Linked DNA regions of Homo sapiens: region 2 is linked to region 1. Evidence: chromatin contacts called from ENCODE Hi-C or POLR2A ChIA-PET data. All regions are on one chromosome and are shown on one strand. Each heading gives the region's core, a stretch centred on a gene start or an enhancer-like site at or near the end of the contact. The rest is flanking DNA. Distances are from core to core; before and after follow the strand shown. Region 1 has its middle 36 kb from the start of DAB2. Region 2 has its middle 23 kb from the start of LINC02104.

The links. Hi-C counts contacts between places; a loop is a spot of excess contacts on that map. ChIA-PET counts read pairs that join two places held with the same protein, here RNA polymerase II (POLR2A). Pooled maps may share reads with other maps.
Region 2: a loop to region 1 is called in a map of CD14-positive monocyte, with 2.1 times the contacts of the local background. The contact joins two enhancer-like sites. A Hi-C loop is called at or near these places in 3 of 168 maps with a recorded cell type or tissue (CD14-positive monocyte and heart left ventricle), 1 of 37 single-sample maps with no recorded cell type and 4 of 50 pooled maps. POLR2A ChIA-PET finds 5 or more read pairs at or near these places in 3 of 52 experiments (OCI-LY7, activated CD4-positive, alpha-beta T cell and activated T-cell).

Annotation. Positions count from the first base shown.
Region 1 is chr5:39,458,455-39,464,228 of GRCh38, reverse strand. No RefSeq gene overlaps it. Among named protein-coding and RNA genes, the nearest start is that of DAB2, 36 kb to the right of the region's middle. Within about 2 kb of position 3,093, at least 5 of the 41 ENCODE cell types and tissues checked have a DNase peak (open chromatin) inside an H3K27ac peak, as active enhancers do.
Region 2 is chr5:39,540,143-39,546,284 of GRCh38, reverse strand. No RefSeq gene overlaps it. Among named protein-coding and RNA genes, the nearest start is that of LINC02104, 23 kb to the right of the region's middle. Within about 2 kb of position 2,729, at least 2 of the 41 ENCODE cell types and tissues checked have a DNase peak (open chromatin) inside an H3K27ac peak, as active enhancers do.

The sequences.
Region 1 (5,774 bases), core at 1,844-4,343:
GTTCAGATATGGTAAGTGAGCATCTATTTTAGCCAAGGTAATCATTGCTCCCTAAGGACACTAGTGAGTGTGCGTTCCTGAATCAAAGGGGAAAAAAAAAGCCAATGCAATGCTGGACGTATGATAAATTGTTTTAGGAGTCACCATAACTCCCAAGAGCAAAGACAAACGGTGACTCTATCTGGAACAGTCTGTGGTCTTAGCATCATTTCTTAGCATCATTTTTTTTTTTTTTTTGAGACGAAGTGTCACTCTGTCACCAGGCTGGAGTGCAGTGGCACGATCTCTGCTCACTGCAACCTCCGCCTCCTGGGTTCAAGTGATTCTCCTGCCTCAGCCTCCCGAGTAACTGGGACTACAGGCATGTGCCACCATGCCCAGCTAATTTTTGTATTTTTAGGAGAGGTGAGGGTTTCACCATGTTGGCCAGGATGGTCTCGATCTCTTGACCTCGTGATCTGCCTGCCTCAACCTTGCGAAGTGCTGGGATTACAGGCGTGAGCCACTGTGCCCGGCCAGCATCATTTCTTTTAAAGAAACCCATAGAGAGCTGGGAAATGACCATAGAAATGCAATTGAAACAATACATTTTTGAGTGTTAAAGAAGGTTCCCTAAAAGTTTACTCAAAAAACTGAAAGCTGAGGAAAGAAGAGATAAAATCCAAAGAACCACCAAAGGTTTAATTATAAATTGGACAGTGACATTGCCCTGAAGTTTGGAGAGGTAAGTTCAGAACAAATGATGGGAGATACAGACTGGGCAGGAAGGGTGGCATTATAACCCGGTGGTTTAGAGAAGGGCTTCTCAAAGTTTAATGTGTGTATGAATCACCTGAGAAAACTGTTGAAATGCAGATTATGGTTCAGTAGGTCCTGGTGGGGCTTGAAACTCAGGGTCTCTAACAAGCTGCCAGGTGATGCTGATGCTGAGCATAGGGAGAGTTTAGACTAGCCTGACTTGAGGAGGCAGAGAGCACTAAACCCTGGTTCTACCACTTACTAACTGTACTCTTGACCTTGACTGAGACACTTAATCTCGTTAGGCGTCAATTTCCTCATCTCTCACAGGTTTGTGGTGAAGATTAATGGAGATAATTACAGGCATATAAGAAGTACTTGCTAAATGCTAACTGCTAGTGCTATTAATGTTATTGAAGCCATCATTCCAGGAGGTAGTCAAGATGAAAAGCACTAAGTTGGAGATTTTAGGTAATTTCACAGTGGATGGATCCACAAGTATTACAGTTTTTAAGATACATTGGAATGATTGAGGCTGAGATATATTCTTATGCTGTGTGATTATTGAGTTTAACCCATTAAGTAAACCATATATTTTATGTTCACCATGTCTCATTAGTCCATTCAACAGCTGCCTGCCTAAATGCCAATGCCAATAAAGCTGAATTGTAGCAATTTCTGGACACAGAGGACTTAAACTGACATAGGCATCACCTCCATGTGAGAAAATTCCTTTGGCGGACTATCATCAAAATGTGTTTAAACTCAAATAATTGTGTGCCTCTATAATAATAGGACATTTTCCTTCCAATGAAATGGCTTTTTGTCCAACGGTAGAAATATATAAATTACCCGGATTAAAAAGCATGTGGAGACAAGAGGATACACTCAATTCCTGTCACTGAACATGCAGTGGATTTAGAGGGAGCCCGGACTGTGATGTACAGTGTGCCCTACAGGTCTTTCTGGACCTAAGGGGAAAAAATGTCCTTCAAAAATAACGTAGTTATTGACGTCAGTAAGTCTGAAGTAAAACAATTACGTGCTTTCAAGTCATTTTGTTGCAAACAGCTATGCATTGAGAGTCAGCTGAACGTCTGACATTATCCTAGAAGTTGTGCAAAGGCAAAAAGTTTAAGAGTCAGTTCCTAGCCCCAAGAAATATACAAATGATTTGTCAGGCAATGTATGCACACATGAAACATGGCAATGTTCAGGGCAGCATGTGATTGACTGCCAAAGTGTCTCGAGCAGGAAGTACCAAGGGAGGATGGAGATGGTAATAATCAGGGTTGGGTGGAGAATATCTGAGGAAACTGCACTTGATTTGGGCCTTGAAGAGTAATTGACTGGATTTAGATTTATCTAGAAAGGTCGTTCCCAGCAGAAGCAACAAGAACAACAAGCTTGGAGGTAAGAAGGGACATGGCATGATTTTGTGTCTGCAGAAAGTAATATAAAATTGGAAAATAATGTTCTTTCAGTATCGTAGGGCAGGAACATGGGGAGATTTTGACAATCAATTGAGGAGACTGGAACAGGAGAGGATAATGTATTAGAAGATTATGTATGCAAATATATGTATTTGTATATGTACATGTGTATTTATCAGCTGAGAAATATGGCATTAGATGATTATATATATATATATATATACACATATATATGCATACATATATATATTTGCAGCAGGTAGCACCTAAATTTTATAAACATTAAAGAACTTTGAAGTCAGAGTATGTGTTCACCCTATTCTTTTATCCAAAAACTCATATTTATCAAAACATAGCAGGATTCTTTTGACTAGGAACTTTCAGACGATGATGAAAGGGTTTTACTAACAATAATTCCATCCACACTCTCAAATAAGAATTGTATGCAATTTATCTTTCTAGTTATAAACAATGATTTACAAGAAACCATCAGTGTGTTCTACTAAGCAACTAGTCATAACACTTTATCTGTGTGGCTACGACCTATGGAAACAGATCTGATCCTGTCTGGTGCTCTTCTAATGTGGGCAGGATGATTGACATACTATGATGCCTAGTTGGGCTGGAATGTCCATATCTTACTTCAGGGTCCTTATTTCTAAGTCTAGGTCACTGCTCATGCCACTACTAGCTCAAAGCCTCACTTTTATAGATTGAGTTCTTCATAAAGTTCTGCTTCCCTCCAGTAGCCCCCTCAAATGCTGACCATAGCTTTACTGTGTCTATATGTGCCTTCTCCCTGGCAGCTGCGTTTCCTCTGAGAGAACAGCGGTCTTCTGTCTGCTGTGGCAAGCAAGTCACTTCTTCTTGTAGTGAGAACTGAAACCAGAACCATCATGTGCCACTTCCTGGACACCTCCTATTAAATATTAAAGTCCTCTCACCACAGAAGCCGGAGTTTAGTGGTTAGGGGCACAGGTTCTTAGATATGAACATCAGTTGCAACCTACCAACTGCATGCTCTTGGACAATTTACATTTCTGTGTATCAGCTTTCCTTTTTCTTTAGAATGAGATATTAATAGTAGCAACCCAGAATTGTCATGAAGCCTAACTAAGTTTTTATATATAAAGAGAGTTAGAAGAGGGCTTGGAATGTAACAATAACTCAATAAATATTGGCCTATTATGATTATTGTTTAATCTCTTTATGTACTAATATCATGTACATTACACATGTACATCAATAACTAGCTAATTAAAAGTCTCCAAAATAGATTCTAACATTTAGATTTTTATTATTATCATTTGACTAGTTATTTGAATATTTCTGTCCATATTTACTTATATGCATCTGTATGAAAGGCAATATCAACATGAAAGAGTACTGTTATCACGTAGGCTTAACCCTTCTAACTATGTGGGGAAAAAAATCTTGCTAAGAATTAGGAAACTACAGAAGTCTTTTAGCAACCCATGCAATTGACAAACTTGAAGGTTCAAAGTGGAATAAAATCTGATATTCTTAACTACTTTTGTGGCTATGTTCTTGCAAAACTTCTAAATTTATAAAAGGTGTCCATCAGTTAGTTGAGAAGTCTCTCAACCTGTACTCCAGGAAGAACTGAAACAATGTAAAGCCATGTAATTCTTATAGATGATCTTGTTATAAAGACAGAACTTTCGTATATGAAAAAACTAAAGGGCAACACAAAATTGAGCATATTATGGGAGGTCAGGAAGGAGTGAGCTCAATAGGCTTAAATTGTAGTGTGAAGGATGTGGCATAAATATCAGGAAACATTTATGAACAGTAAATGCTATTAAAATGGGGTCATTACAATCTTCTTCCCCAAGAGCTCTCAGCAAATGTGGATTTACATGTAATCCTGCTTTAGCTTGATAATTCATTGCATACCTTGGAGGCAAAGGGAGTGGATTTGATTATCTTGTTAAGGATCCTTTGGTCCTCTGGTGTTATAATCCTGAGAGAAACCTCTTGGTATTCCTCAATCTCATGTTTCTCAATGAAAAACAAGAGAATGGTATGTTAAACTGCATCTACAGCTCTGAGATCTTTATGCTAACTGTGTTATAAACAGCATGAACTCAATGAACTTATTACTACTAAGGGAAGTTGATGACTTGAAGGAAAATGAGAAATTCTGAAATTTAATGTTTAATTTTTTATTAATTTTAAATTCTTAATTTAAATCTTTAGGAATTAAATCTTTTCTAGCATTCCTTGATTTTGGAAACATTTACTTGTGACCAAAAGCATTCTACAATTTTTAAAAAACATGTTATCCTGTTTCAGTAAAGTTATTCTTAAAGATGAATGTTGACTAAGGAAGCAAAAACACAATTGTGAGACTGAATCAGGTATTTATTTTAAAAGTATTACAGTCATCTCTTCAGAAAAAAAATATAGCAGTAGGCACTTCTCCCCATCCCAACCCCATGATCCAACCTAACTTCTAAGGTCCCCATAAGAAATGTGTTACTATTGATCTCATGAATAACCCAGCTTGTATTTCTAGTTACAATGTACACAAACATGGAAGGGATTATTAAATGAATACTTTATACATCTTTTCTGATGTGATTTTATAGATAAAAAATTTCTCCCATTGTATTCATTTGACAATTATTTATTGAGCACATAAAATATGCCAGGTGCTGTGTTGGACATGACCTTGAGACAAAGATAAAAAATAAACAAACAAGAAACTATGCAGTGATGATGTATGCTGTGATGTAAATGGAATGATGGGATAAGATGTGTTTGAGCAAGAAGGGCTACTAAGTTGGGCAATATTCCCATCCTTGGCCTGATTCCATTCCAACTAATTTCTCTCCCATGTCTTGCTCTGCTCTGTACTGTGGTGGGGCTGACCCCCGCAGGCATTTCGCTGTCTCCTGTGTTAGCTGATTTAAGGCTGGATTTAATAAAGGAACCACTGATACGAGAATGGAGTACTGGTAGAAGGGAAAAGCTAGAGTACTTCTGCCCTCTCTCTCTGCCTTAGACGGCATCTTCAGCAGGGCTGCATACACCCCCTGGCTCTCACCAGATGTGTTTGATGTAATTCTAGCTTCTGCTGTGGTCCCTGAACTCCAGTAAACTCACCTCCACTTTTTGTCCCTCTGGACTAGGATTGGTAGTGACTTTCTGCTTTTATTAATCTCTTGGTTGTTTTACCACCCCCTGTTTGGCTTCTTAGCTCTTCAACCATGTTGATAACCAATACTATGTATTATATTTCCTGTGTTTTAAACACTTAAGCATTATTGCATTTTCCTGGGTGGACCCTGACTGAGACAAGGAATCAAGAAAGGGTTAGCTGAGGAAGTGAAATGTAAAATAAGAACTAGAGAATGAAAAGAATCCAGACATGCGAGTCTCAAGAAGGAGGATAGTCCCAGCTGATGAAAGTGAAATTCATAAAGGAAGAATAAACCTGAACTCTTCAAGGAGCATAAGGCAAGCCAGTGTGGCTGTGTCACCATATGAGAAGGGGAGAATAGTTAGAGCCGAATAGGAGAATAATTAGAGTGGTAGATGGTATAGGATCACATAGATTCCTATTCCAAGCATGAGGGA
Region 2 (6,142 bases), core at 1,480-3,979, 82 kb before region 1:
GTCTCGAACTCTTGACCTCCGGTGATCTGCCCATCTCGGCCTCCCAGTACTGGGATTACAGGTGTGAGTCATTGCACTTGGCCAGTATGCAATATATATTTATGCAGTGGAGGTAGAAGAATTGAGGGAACAGAGAGAATTCAACAGAACTCATTCAATAATAGCCGAGTCTTCCCTCAGAAGAGTTTTGAGAGAAATAATTGTTAATATCCTATAGCATCATGAAATACTTTGTATATCTGCTCTCAATAAAAAAGAGCTAACATATCAGCTATTTTCAAATATGACTAGCTTACAGTAATATCCTTTCTGATATACTTATCAGCTGGGCTGTCACTGGATACAGAAAGTTCTGAAGCATCTTGTAACTGGCTAGGTACTCATTCTGAACTGTGGCCCAAGCAGGGCTAACATGTCTCTTGGGGCTAACATGTTTGTTTCTTCTTTACACAATGAACTCTTTTTAATTAGAATAAGACTGTGCATTCTGTGTGTCCTCCAAGGGGACCCTGATCTCCAGAGACTTCATTAGAGATGTAGTGAATGAGATATTACCTGTCGGATCCAGCAATAAATCAGTAATGGAAGGTTTGCATTGATAGTAGTCTGGGGTTGAAATTGTTCTTTCTTTGCAGACGTTCAATGAATTTCAATAATTTTACATAAACATCTCATTTATTAAGCAGTATTAACTTAATCAGAAATAAGAAGGCTTTGTATTTCTAAATCATTCTTTTCCAATTATTTTATACCAACACTTCATTCTCCTCTGGCATCTAAGGTAGCTCCATAGTTTCCAGTTGCTTTCTGATATTAAGGCTTAGTCCAATTTAAAACATCAAACATTAGTTTATTCTCCCCTTCTTTCCTCTTCCACTTTACCCAGTGCAAGTAGGAACGGGCACCCTCTCTAATTAGGAGTCTGCCTCAGGTACACCATCACCTTGCATTCCCCTTGTTGTATTCCTCTTCATGGTATCGAGCTGAGAGGTAGAACAGGGAAAGGAAAGAGTGTAATGCTAGCAGGCTGCTATCATAACCTTTCCCTCTTGGTTCCTGCTGTTTTTCTGGCCAGCACAGCCTAGCTGTTGATATCATCTGCAAGGCAGGCCTTCAAATTCTAGCTCTGGGGAATAAAGGTATGAGTTTTTGGAGCTTCAGTGATTTTAAGCCAACTTTTTCAAGCCCCTGAGCTCTCACTGCTGGCCATATAGTGCATGGCCTCGTGTTGCCGGGAATCTGTCTTGGAAAGGAGGTTGAACAAGCCCAGCTACATTCAAAGTAGCATCCACTTGAACCTCAGGCATCACCTGTCTTGGCTCTGAAACTGGGTGAATCCACACTACCCCTACATCTCTTCTCTCTCCAAGACTGTTCTCCCCTGCTCCTATGATGAAGAGGTAAATCCACAAGTCCTTTTCCTCAGCAGATGTCCAATTAGGTAACTAAATTATATGACAGCCTTTGTAAATGAGTCTCTTAGAGCCTCTCAGGAGGTTTTAGGAAGAAAGACCAGGTACTCTAATTTCCCTTCCCTCCCTTGGGGAAGGCAGGGAATTTCCTCTTATCTCAAACGCACCGCATTCTAATGACCCTTGGATCTGCTCCTCTCTGTCTTGTTCCCAGTCTTATTATATAGAAGACGGAGGCTGGCAGCAGTTTGCTGCATCCATCACCTCTTAAGAAGCTTTGGCTCTGACTCTGGTGACTGTCAGTTCAGATATTAAATACTTTCCTGTCCTCAGCCTTGGTCCTAATTACCAACCTCAGAAGTCCCACTAAGAGCTTCTTACATGTGGAAGGTAAACAAAGTTCCTTGGAAGAAAAAAAAAAAAATACAGATAACATACGGATATTTAGAATAGGTATTTGGCCTCAGTTGGGCCGCTGTTAAGATTTTTTCATCATCATCCATTAATTCAACATATTTAGCAAATAAGAACTAAATGCCTACCACAAGTTGAACAAAATGATAGACTCTTATAATTCAGAGAAGAAGAAAATGTATTCCCTGCTCTCTAAATGCCATTTCCTACTGTATAGTATTTAAAATCCAGGACTGTGGATGCCAGTGTGAAGGTAGGGGCTGAGGGCAGTCAGGGCAGAGGGAGAACATACAAAGCTGGAGAAGGCAAGGTAGACTTAAAGAAGAGATGGCATTTGAAAGGGCTCTTAAAAAATGAATGGCATCGATCATCGGGCAGGAAAAAAAAATAGAGGAAATAATATCAAGTAGAGATAATAATGGCATGAGCAAAGACAAAAAGATACAAAGATTGTGAGGCAGTTAATGCCTATGCCTCTGTCAGCGGGGTGGTGAGAATATAGTGAGGGCTGGGCCTCACCAAATCAATTGATTCAAATTCCAAGCTCCTTAACTGGTAAGGAGTGAAAATTCCAATTGAAAATGGGAAATTCCAAACCGGTTAAGGAGTTTGGAATTTTTCTGTATATAAAATGGAGAATTGTTAAAGGTTTTAAAGTGAAATAATGATGCATGGAATACCATTTTAACAGTAAGTCTCAATATCAATATGAAATAGATGAGCAACTAGGGAGTTGGGAGACGACATGATCTGGAGAGCTGGTGAGTGCATGAACTCAGTATATAACAATGAGGAAGGAAGAGAAGGAACAGAGATGAGAAATCTTTAATAGTAGAATTAAATTGAGAATGACTAAGGGATTTTAAGCTTTGGTGTCTGGACGTGTAAGATATGCAGATATTCTTGCTGAGATAGGAAACACAGGAAGAACTGGCTGAGAAGAAGAGAATGAGTTCATTTGGAGATGCAATACTTTAAGGTGATGAAGAACATCTAGGAGGAGCTTCCCAGGAGTCATTTGGGCCTGGAGTTCAAAGCAGACTGGCTAAATGAGGGAACAATCAGTGAATAGAGGAGGCTTGAAGCTAGGTGAGTGCACGAGAGAATGTCCAGTTAGAGTATGTAAAGGGAGCAGGGAGCTTGGGACAGAGCACTTAAAGAACTGAAAAAGGATGGAGAGGAGGTAGTGAAGAAGCTGGAGATAAAGATATCAAGAGAAAAAAATCAGGATGGACCAGTGTCTCAAAAGCCAAGGAAAGAGGAAATGTCCAGCCCGACTGAAGCAGTTCCAGTGTGAAGTGTTAGAGAAAAGCCACATAGAATAAAAACTGAAAAAAAAAAAACTCATAAGATAAAGAAATTGGGAAGTATTTGGGTGATGCTGGATTTAACTAGACCATGCTTCTCTTGTGTTTAGATATTTGAAATGTATGTTTTAAAATAGACTTTTTGGAGAACTCTTAGCTGTCTTTTGTGTCGGAAATCTGTGTAAATGCTGATTTTTCCAAAGAACATGAAATGTGCTTATATCCTTACATTTTTCTTTAGGATAAACAAATTTTGAGCTAATAAGCAAAAAGGAAGAGACATGCACTTAAAAAAAAGCATTTACTGTACATGAAAAGGGCCATTACTAAAACAGTTGGAAGTGATAACAGCAATTTTTCTCTGTAGGAAAGGAAATAACTTAGATTCAGGAAAAGGAGCTTGCTGACAAGGCAGTCAGTCATATGTCTCCCCAAAGGAAGTTAAGAGATTGGTTTTTTAAGGTCACAGTTCAATGGAAAGTGAAGTTGATGTTCACTTGAATAAAGCTTTCTTCACTTATGCTGAGTGGATTATCAAAATAACTAACAGAAACAATAGAATGAGATGGTAATACCTCCCTCAGTCCTCCGAGCTTTTCAATGTCAAGTCAGATTATTTGCTGAAAGAGCAAGCATCTTGAAATATGATGAGAAAGTTCATATAGGATTTTTTTTTTTGCTCAACATCTTAGTCCCATATAGCTACTTAATTGTATATTTTCTTGAATAAATACATCAAGAATAAAAGATTTTCAAAAATATGTCATTCTCCTTTTGTGAAGAACTAGATCAGTGGCTCACCATATAAATGTACAGTATTAGTTCTTATATTCATAGAAAATACATTATCAAATAAAAAACGATTCTTTTATATGTTAATTCTAATAAAAAACTACTTCAGAATATGTATGGACTCAAAGATAACTCAGGAGAAAGGAGATAAGATTAATAAAGTGCTTGCTGTACTTCAGGCATATGCTGAGAATCGTGGTGATATTAATGACATAGTCTATGAGTCATGCCCAGTGACCAAGGGCTCATGTGTCCTCTCAACATTTGAAGCAGTCTTCGAAGCTACCCAAAGCCCCACTGGATGTTGATCTCATCAGAATATGGTTATCAATGATCTTTGACCCGTTGTCATCCTGAATCAAGGATAATTTCGATCTTAGAATAAATGGAGGTAAAAAGAAGTAAAAGACTTTTATCTTGAGCCCCTCACTATAGACTGGTTTCTCTCTCTTTCAAGGGCCTATCTCTCCCCTCTTTTGTTGAAAGCAGGCCTGCTCAACTATACTCAAAGCATAGGAAGCTACTTAGGTCATTTGCATATTTTTAGTATTTTATATTCCTTTGCAACCTTTGTAACTTTTACTTTCTACCCAACGTGAGAATCCCTCCTACACAGTAAGGCATTCAGGTTAAATATCTAGAGCCGAACATTACCCAGACTCAAGTTCTAATTCCTGCACTGTCATTTACAAGCTGCATACTGAGCCAAGTTGCTTGACCATTTCAAGTAAAACCGGGATGACTAAAATGCCTCTATTTGTTAGAACATTATAAAGACTAAATGTGATACTATATGTTATATACTTGGTATAGTGCTAGGAACTTAAATAGTCGTAGGGAGAAAAATTACTTGGCTAGTTTCAGTTACTCATTGTCTTCAATAACAGTCTATCCCATTTTTAAAATTTCAAAACGTCATTCAGTCTTTCCTTTTATTAAGCCAAGTCTATCTTGTTCTCCACTTTGCCCACTAATCTAAATTCTGTCCTCTGGAACACCACAAAATAAATCCAATCTCTCACATTTTTCTGTTCCATTTAGTCTGAACTATCCGCTCTTGGAAAACAAAAATGAACACGACATAGTTTCATTCTGAAATAACCTTAGACGATAGAAGAGAAAACATATGTATACACATATGTATTTGCACATGACATATATTTAGTGTTTAAGGGTGCAAAGGTTTAAGTTGTATATTCAATTATTACATAAATGGAGTACGAGTATTTCAAAGTGCAAGAATAAATGGTTAAATTAGCCAGGCGTGGTGGTGGGCGCCTGTAGTCCCAGCTACTCGGGAGGCTGAGGCAGGAGAATGGCGTGAACCCGGGAAGTGGAGCTTGCAGTGAGCCGAGATCACGCCACTGCACTCCAGCCTGGGTGACAGAGTGAGACTCCGTCTCAAAATAAAAAAAAAAAGAAAGAATAAATGGTTATTGGAACACAAAGGAAAATGTGAAGTCTAACTGTGATTGAGTGGAGGAGAAACTATACTATGCCCTTAAGGATGGGTAAGATGAAAGGGCCTCCTGGAGGAAACAGCATGTACAAAATAACCCAGGCATATTCAGAAAACCAAGGGCTTTGCAGTTTTACTAAAGCAAGCTTTCCAAATTGTGAACTGTAGGCGTAAATCTTTAGAGTTTCAAGGGATATGTTCGTCTATATATGCACCAGACATTGGGTATGGTCTGAATCGCAATAACAAAATGCCTATGGCATGACTTTTCTTAAATGTAATTTAATGCTTGTTAGTATTGATAATAAAGTCAGGCTGGGCACAGTGGCTCATGCCTGTAATCCCAGCACTTTGGGAGGCCGAAGCAGGTGGATCACCTGAGGTCAAGTGTTTGAGACCAGCCTGACCAACATGGTGAAACCCCGTCTCTACTAAAAATACGAATATATATCTGTATATATGGAACACCATGCCCAGCTCTCTCTCTCTCTCTCTCTCTCTCTATATATATATATATATGTATATGTGTATATATATATATATATCTGAGCTATATATCTATACATTGATAGCTGTACAGCAATCAATGAGATAGGAGACATTTAGAATGTACTGGTGTTTCTGAAGAAGAACACAGAAGAAACTTTCAAATAAAAGGGAACTATCGATTGTGTGCAATGATAAAGAGAATTTATGGCTGGGCACGGTGCCTGTAATCCCAGCACTTTGGGAAGCCTAGACACGAGGATCACTTGAGC